Linked DNA regions of Homo sapiens: region 2 is linked to region 1. Evidence: chromatin contacts called from ENCODE Hi-C or POLR2A ChIA-PET data. All regions are on one chromosome and are shown on one strand. Each heading gives the region's core, a stretch centred on a gene start or an enhancer-like site at or near the end of the contact. The rest is flanking DNA. Distances are from core to core; before and after follow the strand shown. Region 1 has its middle 270 kb from the start of CYP26B1. Region 2 has its middle 340 kb from the start of DYSF.

Evidence for each region. Hi-C counts contacts between places; a loop is a spot of excess contacts on that map. ChIA-PET counts read pairs that join two places held with the same protein, here RNA polymerase II (POLR2A). Pooled maps may share reads with other maps.
Region 2: a map of PC-3 shows a loop between it and region 1 (2.7-fold over the local background). The contact joins two enhancer-like sites. A Hi-C loop is called at or near these places in 7 of 168 maps with a recorded cell type or tissue (PC-3, aorta, endothelial cell of hepatic sinusoid and 3 more) and 7 of 50 pooled maps. POLR2A ChIA-PET finds 5 or more read pairs at or near these places in 2 of 52 experiments (PC-9 and Panc1).

Annotation. Positions count from the first base shown.
Region 1 is chr2:71,878,547-71,883,525 of GRCh38, reverse strand. No RefSeq gene overlaps it. Among named protein-coding and RNA genes, the nearest start is that of CYP26B1, 270 kb to the left of the region's middle. RefSeq lists an enhancer at 1,869-3,068. Within about 2 kb of position 2,550, at least 8 of the 41 ENCODE cell types and tissues checked have a DNase peak (open chromatin) inside an H3K27ac peak, as active enhancers do.
Region 2 is chr2:71,799,947-71,804,925 of GRCh38, reverse strand. No RefSeq gene overlaps it. Among named protein-coding and RNA genes, the nearest start is that of DYSF, 340 kb to the right of the region's middle. Within about 2 kb of position 2,910, at least 2 of the 41 ENCODE cell types and tissues checked have a DNase peak (open chromatin) inside an H3K27ac peak, as active enhancers do.

The sequences.
Region 1 (4,979 bases), core at 1,301-3,800:
CACCTATCTCACAATGCCTGGCACATGGTGGATCCTCACAGCGTAGTCAGCCACAGGCCAAACCTGCAGTCTGGTGGGGCATCCCACTGGGAAGCACAGCCCCAGCTGGGGACTAGGAATGGGGACGACTGGTCAGCTGGCTCTGCTCTGGACAAGGACAGCAGGGCTGGATGTGCAGCGAGGCAGGCAGGCTGGGCAGGAGATAGGGTGGCTCGCTGCCATGGCACGGGCATCCTGCGTGGCCTTGGAAAGCTGGCTGCTGCGCCTGGCCTCCCTCCCCAGCTGTTCCTTCTGTTTCAGATAAATAGTTTCCGCCTGAGCAGCCTCCTCCCTGCCACCCCCAGCCAGCTTCCTGTTGCAACACCTCAGCTGGACAGTAAACACAGGCCCTATCTGTCTCTACCACATCCCTGGCTCCCTGCCAGCCACAGGCTCACCCTCTTCCAGCCCAGCCCCAGCCAGATGTGCCCGAGGCTTCCACAGCTGTTCCCTTGACCCCTGAGTCAAAGCTCTCTCTGTCAAGGGATTGCCCTGTCCCTTCCTACCCTTTCCATATTAGCTCTGCCCTCTCCTCCCTATCAGGGCAGGAATTGAGACGGCGCTGGGGTTGCCATTTAATTGTAGTTTTCTCCTCCACTCTCCACTCCTTAGCGGCCTCTGCAGTCTCCAGCCTTTGGCAACACTATAAACAATGTCCATTGTGTCTTCACTGTGCCACCAGCACCCTGCATCCCAGATCCATTGGACTTGTCTCCCCTGCCAGGCACCCAGGACGTCTGAGTGCTCCTGGACTCTCCTGACTGGGAGGAGGAAGTCTAACAGGCCCACCCGCGTGAGGTGCTCCAGACTCAGCACCACACCCCTCCCAGGACCCATCTTCCTTTTAGGCTCACATATGGTCTTACCTTCCCAAGAGGGGTCACCTCCATCCTTTCTGCCCTCACCCTGGCCCCATCCAAGCTCCCTGGAGGGTGAGGTCCCCACACTCATTCCCACCGGGAGAAGAAGGCTTCTGTTGTCTCTGGGGCTCTAGGACCTTCTGGGAGACAGGTCCTAGTGTTGGGCATGAAGAAAGCAGGGCCTCTTTCTGGCCTGTGCAAGAGTTTGGTGCTGTAGGTCCAACCTTTCTAGGCCCCCACCTTCTCACCTTAGCATCCGGCCATGGCTTCAGCATCCCTGGGAGACAGTAAGGATGTACCTATCTGTCTGTTCATATGGCCCTAACAGGACACCAATGGATACTCACAGTTGCATCTCTCTTGTTCTTTCTCTTGCTCAATTTCCCCCCATTCTCTCTCTCTGTCTCTCTCTCTCTCTCACACACACAGACACACACACACATGCATGCACACCAGCACACTAGAAGAAAAGGAGGGGGTGCAACATTTTCAATAATCTTTTAAGATAATTTGACACAATGGTCATTCAGACCATGATGAAAAGATTATCTGGGGAAATGATGTGAAAAGAAAGATTCTTCTGCTCAGAATGCAGTGGAAACCTGAGGCTCAGCCTGAGCTGGGGAGAAGGCTTCCTCCCAGCCATCAGGGCTCAGGTTCCAGTCTCCCAGACCCGAGCCTCAGCCCCCTGCACTGAGCTTCAGAACTTGGCCTGGCTCCTGCTCCTGCACCAAGCCTTTCCAGAGCTCACCTCTGTTTCACCACAGTCCCTGTGTTGCATCTTAAATCCCTTTTCTGTAGTCCCAGAGATGTTTCCTCAACTCATTGTTCTCTCATTTGCCACAAGGTCCCAGTCCCTGAATTGATTGTGCAGGGTCAAGGACCTGATTAGAGAAAAGGACAGCTAGAGAAAGGGACTTAGAAATCATTCTTGCTATCCTCTTTTTTTTATAGAAGGACATAATTGAGGACCAGACATACTAGCTGGTAATGATAGCAGCTGAAATTTGCTGAACATTTAAATGACTTGCCCCAGGACACCCAGCGACTAAGTGATTCTCACCTGGGTTAGTCTGACTTCAAAGTCCAGTGCCTTAAACCACTAGCTGTACTGCCTTCCCTGTAGAAAGGAGATTTGTGAAGCAACTTGTCAAAAATCCCAGAACAAATTTTGGATGCAGCTGGCCCCAGAACCAAGGTTGCTGTCACTAGCTGTGCACTGTAAAAGGCGAGGACCTTGGTGAGCAACTGTGATGAGGGCAGGGCCAGACCTGGCCTGAAAACCTTCTGCTGCCTCAGGTCCTGGTTCCTTCCTTCTCAGACCCAGTTTGGCTCTGGTCTGGGAGAATGTCTGGAAGGGACCTGGGAGCCCATCTTGCTAACACTTCACTGTGAGTTGCTCAAGGTCACGGGAGAGCTGGGGCACAGCCTAACTCCCAGACCAGCCCTCTCTACCCTGGCTCCATTCTCTGACCCCTTCTGTGATGGGCCAGGGCTTTCCAGGGCCACGTCAGCTCCAAGACTATTTTGGTGGTCAAGATTTGGTGGCAAGTCCCAACAAGTCCTCTCTGAGGGGTTAAGATTAGCACAGGGACCTCAGCTATGACTCACAGAGGTGGCTGGGGTCAGGCCAGCCTGGCTCCTGTTACTGCTGTCCTCTGATTCACCAGTGGAAAAATGTTTGGCCCAAGACCTTTCCCCAGCTGCCAGCTTCCTCCCTCTTCCAATCAACTGGGTGCTGAAGAGTGGGGATGGGGCTTCCCCATTCCTCAGCCTCAGAACCTGGGCTACCAGCAGTAGCTGGGCAGCTGGTTTGGGTTCAGGGATTCCCTTCTTTGGGGCCACTCTGATGTTCCCAAAACCTTCTCTCATTTTATCCATATTCCTGGTCTCCCCAATATCTAGCCAAAGGGCTGCAGTCTACCTTCTCTGCTTCAGCGAGAAAACCCCAGGTCAGGAGGGGCCTGGTGCAGTCAGGTTCTGTCTCCACCCTGCTGAGACCTCTCAGAGTTCGCTGCACCTATTCAGGTGTGATGGCCTCCCTGTAAGTGTAAGGCATGCACCATGTATGTGTCTCATGTCACTCTCACAATCTTAAAGTCAGGGAGGTGTCAGTGAATTAGCTGTGTGTGTGGGTACACGTGTGTGCACGTGTGTATGCACACATGTATGTAGAGGGAGCATGAGGAAGGAAACTAAAGGGCAGGCCTGGATAACCCATAGGGCTCCTAGCACCCTGAGTTCAGAAATCCCAGGTCAGTGCTGGCAGAACTCAGTTTTCACCATCTATAAGAGAAGAGTTTGGACTTGATGGCCTGGAAGTGTCTCAGCCCTGCAGGCCAGATTTTCCAGAGCCATCTGCTTCTCAAATGCTTTGCCTCCTGAACCACCCTTGGTCTTGTCACACACAGACGTGGCTTGGGGCTACAGATAGACAGTCATCATATTCCTAAGCTCCTTTCCAGGTCTGCATCCTGGAAGCACCTTTGAAGGGGCAGCCACGGCCGTCCGCCAGGCATCCCTGACCTCTCCAGAAGGCAGAAGGGAAGAAGCTGGAGGAAGGGGAGGGGCTGACTTCCGGTAAAACCTCGTGATTTCTGCCAACAATCAATCAGCAGCCGCCTTTCTGGCCCCACCCACTGCCACCCCTGCCAGCTTTGGATTCAAGTTGGCTTTCACCAAAGGCCTCAGAAGCCCTGGAATGGCGAGTGCAGTGGTCATTGTGACATTTCTTTTTCCTTCTCTGTTTTTCAAGAACATGGCAGAGACGTGGCTGCTGTGGAGCTGTGACTCGTGAATGGAACAGTCCTGGTTGGAAGGATCTGGGGCCTGGAATGTGCTGCTGTGGGCATCAGTGGAGCTGCCATGTGAAAAGGATGCCGCGTCCCCCTCCCCAGCATGGGGCAGTGAGCAGGGGCAGTGAGCAGGGCCAGCAGGGAGCAGCCTTCCCGGCATGCTGTGCCTCCAGGGACACAAGGGATGGAGGGCACAGTGGGGTAGGTCCCGGCAGGGAGGAAGGGTACCTGCTCCTGCCTCTTGCCTGGCATGAGGCCAAGCTGGAGAAGGGTAGTGGGAGCCCAGAGCCATCTCTGCAGCTGCAGAGTCCCTGGGACCACCTGCCCAGGAGCCCAAAGGCTGGTTAAACAAAGCAGCTAGCCCTGGAGAAAAGGCTGGACGGCAGCCCTTCAGAATACTGTAACCCTTCTATGCAGACAGACGCCGCTTAAATAATCAACAGAGGATGTGAACAGATGCTCCAGCTGGGTCAGGGTCCCGATCTCACAGGGTGGGGCTGGTGGCCGTGTGAGCTGGTGCGCAATAAACAGCAGTGTCCCTCCAGGGGCAGGGAGTGGTGTGGGCGGATGATGGCTTTAGATGGATAGTGTCAGCGGTGAGGAGGGATTGTTGTATAGAAGAAAGGATGATTCGGAAACCATGATGGAGCCAGAGGGAAGGGGAGGTACTATGACATGTCAAGACAAATCCACACAAGTGGGATCTCCTCGCCCATGAATGAGTGGTCCCTGTAGCCCCTAGTCACTGAGTGCTGAGGACACTGAATCCTCAGGGTGTGTGGCAGGCTCTGCTATGGTGGGTGGCTGCACCCTACAAAAGCTTTAGCTGAGCTGGGGCTCCAGGCAGGTCATGGAAGCTATGGCCACACACAGGGTGGGCTCAAGCCAGGGCAAGAGGTTGCCTCTCTGGCTCACCCCAAGCCTGCAAGGCAGGTTTGGCTGTGCTGCCCAAGGCCACCCTGTGTGTGGGGAGCACAGCTGGTCTGCCTGGAAGAGCCCGGCATGACCCGCATCCTCCCCACTTTGTTCCTGTTGCCCCTAGGGACCAGTGGGGCCAGTTCAGGTTGTTCCAGCTGACATCTATCAGCAAACAACACACCCACCCTCACTGGCCAGGCCTTGTTTACACCACCGCCTTGGCTCCAGACCTGAGCATCACAGGACACAGGGTGGAAATTCAAGGGGGATCTCATAACACTGCCTGAGAGGAAGCCCATCCATCAGGCGCCTCCCAGAGTCACACAGTCTCTCTTCCATTGAGGGGAACAGCAGGTGGGGTCTGTGG
Region 2 (4,979 bases), core at 1,661-4,160, 79 kb after region 1:
GGAAGGAAAATATGTGAGTCCCCTTAAAATCCAGCCAGGATAGTAGAGGGCAGTCATGAGAACACATGTTCCTCTCTCATCTGATGGTCTCCACTTGCACGAGAGTCCTTCCCCCAGCTGTATCCTAGTCTTCCTCTCCTCACTCCTTCTTCCCAGGGTCATCTCTCATCAAAGAGCTTGCCATTGTCCTCCCCTCAGCCTTCCTTGCCAGAGATTAAGTCATATGCATAGAAATGCAGCCCCTTTTGGCCCTCTGTATGTGTCCATGAAACTGGATGACTGAATTTTCAACATGGTTGGGAGACAGAAAAATGCTAGCAAGTAATCCCACAAAGGAATTTATACAGTGTAAAAATGTTTTCGTTTGGAGAAATTTAAAGCCCCTCCCACTCAAATCACTTTGTATTTGGGTTTCCTGAAATTCCCAGTAAACCAGAAACAGGCCATGTAACACTTCAGTCCTCGTGTTTCAGGACTGAGCCTGAGTACACGTAGTACACATGTCCCTCTCCAGGCCTAGAGAGGAGTGGCAGGTCACTTAGCCCTAGCCTCTAACTGAGAACAGCACCAACTACCAAACCTGTCTCCTGAGTAGCTCTCCTGCCTTTAAAGATATCTGAGTCTAAAACAGAGGCAGGGAAAATATTACTGGCTGCCCATTTCTAGCTGTGGCCCAACCACTCTTTCAGGAAGTCTCCTTGCAGCTGACTCAAACCTTTATGGGTGTAGTTCAAGCTTGTTTCTACCTGACTTTTTACAGTGAATGTTGGAGCCCTGGTGCCATGCTATGTTCATTGGCGCTGGCTTTCAGGGGCACAGCAATATCTACAACACCAGGGCACAGAGTTTAGCCAACTCCTTGGAGATCTGGTTAGCACTGGGTGCTACTTTACATGCAGTGGTCTCAGAGAACTATGCAGGCAGGGCTGGGTTCTTCACTTTACCCTGCTGGGAATGCTCTCACCAGGCATGAGTGACCAGGCCCTCAGTTTCCAGTATTTTCTAAGGCAACTGCTGCTGACATGGGCTGCATCCCTATGGTCATGCAGCATCCCTGGAAGCGGAAACTCTTGTGTTCTTGGATCCATTATGAGATGCAGTCCATCTCCCAATGGTGTTGAATCATAAAATGCAGTATTCAAGACACAGTGAGGTTCTGCAATGCTCCTTCGCTGTTGAAAGCCCCTAGGATCTGATTGGTTTGGGATCAAGGGCAGACACTGGGATTCCTCCATTTGAGCCCTTGTTTCCCTTTTCTTTACTAATGGCTATCTTCAGCATGCAACAAAGACCTACGAACATTTTGTCTTTGCAAGCAAAACAGCAGGGGAAAGGGGATGGATGGAATGGAGCCCCTAATGAGCCTTTATAGTATGTGTGTTATCCTAGAAGGACCTCAAAATGGCCCAGTGATGCAGTCCTAGCCATCCCTATTTAGTCTCAGAGGTGGCCTTGGAAAAAGACCCCTTCTTTCTTTCTGGGAAGGAAGAAGAGGGAGGGAGAGAGGGTAAGGTCTTTGTTATCAGTCAGCCCCGGTTCAGCTCAGCAATGAGTGTTTCTCCAGCCTCCATCCACCTCTTCCCATGCAGGTAGGCTGTTTTATGGCTGTAAGTAGCAGGACATTCCATCTTCAGCTAGACAACATGGTGAGAGAAACTGATGATCTTGTTTTCTAAGAAGGTTCATCAGGGCTCCTGTTGCATGCTTCTGAGATGCTCTTGGCTTGTCCTCATCTGTGTCACGGCTTCATCCTCAGATGCTGCAGGCATTCTACCATCTCATCTAGGCATGGATACGACCAGAGGAAAGCAAAGGACTTGTTTTCCTGTGTCACTGTATCTCTGTCTTGGGTGTGAGAAAATATTTCCTCAAAGCCCCCAACAGACTCTTCTCATATTTCATTCCTAAATTGTTACAGGCAAGAGAATTATCGTGATCAGCTAAATTAGTTCAATCAGCTGAGACTCAGGGACCTCCCAAAGGTGCCTAAGAGGCTGTTCCAAATCCCTCCAGGGGTGTCTTCTCTGAGCTCCACCTGCACCAAACAGTGTTATGGAAAAATAAAGGCTGCCCTCCTGGCACCGTCCTGCCCAAGGGGCTCATAGTCCGAGGGGGTGTAAGACAAAAGTAGCAGAGCTAAGGCAACTGGCAAGGCAAGACCCCACCTCACTCACTCCTCTTCCCAAGCTTCAGCCACTGTGTTCTTTGGAGTCAGACAGGGAAGGCCCTAGGGAGAAAGTGGAGCCTCGGCTGGGCCTACAAGAAGGCATCTAATTGCAGAAAAGAAGCAGAGGCAGACCCAAGGTTGGACACTTGGGGGACAGTGTAGAACTGAGTAGGTTGGGTAGAAAGAGGGGACAATGAGATCAGGAAGGAAAGTGGAGGCAGATCTGAGAGGAAGGAAAGCTTAGTTGCGCTTGGGCAGGTTTCTTCCCTTCCCCAAACCAGAGTCCTCATAAAAGGTCTCCTCTCGGGAGGACATGTGGGGCAAGTGGACAGGAGGAGAAGCTGGGGACCCAAAGGCCAGAACAGGAGAAGAGAGCAGCCCAGAGGCTGGAGATGCCCTGCAGACTGCGCAGAAGCAGAGCTTCTCCTGTCCACCCCTCCTCCAGGGAGCCCCTGGCAGGGAAGGAGGCACCAGCACCCTTGAATTTACCTTCAGGTCCAAATGACAATTACAGTGGAGACAGGAAAACTTGGGAGAGTGTGCCCCCCACTGGTCAATGGGGACAGAACTGACTGCCAATGCAGGGCCCGAGGCCAGACTGGGAAGGCTTTCAGGCCTCCGTTCATCTCCCCCAGGAGCTGCGCAGGCTGGGGGAAGAACAGCAAGCGCCCAGGACATCTGCCTTCTGGGTCCTGGGAGGGACTGTGGGGCCTCTTCTGCTCTGGAATCAGCCTAGGCGCTCCTACTGCTGAGACCCTGGCCTTGCCTCTGCGGTCCGTCAGAGAGCCCAGGACAGACGGCCTCCGTGTCCACATGCCAAGGGCACCTCTCGGGAGTCTCTTTCCTTCCCCTGGCACTAGGATTGGCAAAGTTACAAGGATGCAGGGTTCATAGGGGAGAAGTGGGTCCTTCAGAGGGCAGGAGCCTAGAAGCCCTAAATGATCTTCTGAGGAAGGCATCCCAGTGAGGGGGCTGGGAAGGGCAGACTCCCAAAGATTTCCCAGCCCAGCTGGCTCCAAAAATGAGACTGAAGCTCCAGTCTCTCCCAGCCCAAATGGAGGGAGGGGTCCCTTCCATGCTGTGAGGAGCCTCACAAGGGAGGCTGGAGGTCAGGGTTTTCTGGCCTCTGGATTCCACTCTCCTGGGTGTTCAGGCTTATAAGGAAACCTAGGAGTTGAACGAATTCATTCCTTTCTCATTTACAGGAGAAATCACACCTTTTAAAAAGCTTTCCCCAGACCTTCCTAATACATAATGACGTTCTCCATCACCTCTTTCTTTCTCGCCTGAATCCCTCCCATTGCAGCTTAAACCTCTGGAGAAGAGTGACATGTTAGGCCAAAGGCCACAGAAGAAGAAAATATGACTCCCATCTTTGGGGACCCCCTGTCTGATGGTGCCTGTCCTGAAGAGACTTACTGCTTCTGGGGTAGACTGGTTAGGCCCTCCTCAAAGGAAAGAGTCCTGAAGCAGACAAATATACAAAGTAGAGCAGAAATCATAAACACATTTTATTTCTAAATAATTTTAAGACCACTGGCATTGTAGCAAATTGTAATATATTTCCAGAATCAACTCAAAGAGATTTTTTTTTATAGCAACATATGAAAAATGTCATTTAAATATCCACCAGCAGCTGCACCACATGTTGGGCTCTTAGGAAAACACTTTCATTCCTTTCATCAAAGTCCCTTGATTAATGTTCCACTTTTCTTTGACACTTTTTCCATAGTTTAAGAAAAAATTCAAAGCCTGTACTATTATCTGGAAGAAAATTAAACCGATAAGATTTAATGTCTGCTATATTCTACAGTCATGGCAAAAAAACAAAATATATAGTTTAGGCCCTGGGCCAAATGCAAATGAATATTAAGCAGAGGGTGCATCCCCACTGGAGGCTTTGGGGAGGGGTGGGGCTGGAGGAAGATGGGAGCAGCAAGGGCCTGGATGGGGCACGGGTGGGGAGAGGCCGGTGTGCAGGCTTACAGACCAGCCTGGAGGGAGGCAGGAGTAGGACTGGGCAGAGGTGACTTCCCAGCTGCAGTGTCCCGGAGCAGAGTTGGGAGGTGGGGAGACATGGCCCTGGGGGGACACCAGCAATGCCCGAATGCCACCTGCAGCAGGGCCAGCGACATGGCTGGGATTTTGTGAATGGGACTCAGAGGGAGGCAGCTGATGGGGGCAGAGGAGAGAGAAGGAGAGAACGGGAAGGAGGGAGGAGAATGCAGCAAGCTAGAAACTGCGCCAGTGGGAAGGCTGGGCAGATGGAGTGAGGGGAAATCGCAGCATGTCTGGCACGACAGCTGATGCCATAATTTAAAGGTCAACTCAGTGGAAAAGGAAGAGAAAAGGGGGGAGGGGGTGGTGTTGGAATGACTTTGCCTCCACAGTATGGCTCTTAACCCCTCCCATTCCGGTGCAGCTCGACTTGGCCTTTTCAGCCACTGGACGGTGCTTGTCCTCTCGACTTGATATCCTCTAAGTTCTGGGGACCCCCTCTCCCCTGCAGTATGGGCTCTGCAGGTCAGCAGACCTGGCTCTGCATCCTGCCTCCTCTTGTTACATCAGAGTAGAAGCAGCTTAACCACCCTAAGCCTCAGTTTCTTCATTCACAAAATGGGGATGGTAACACCTCACCTCCCTGGGGTTTACTGTACAAGTTCAATTGCATAACAGGGCAGAGGCTGGACGAACTCACTTAAAAATTCAAATCTTTCTGGGCTTCCCTAAAAGAAGTAGCTTTAATTTACCTTTGAGAAAAAAAAAAAAGTCCCTTTGTTCTAGGAAAACCACCATTTGGACAAATGAAACC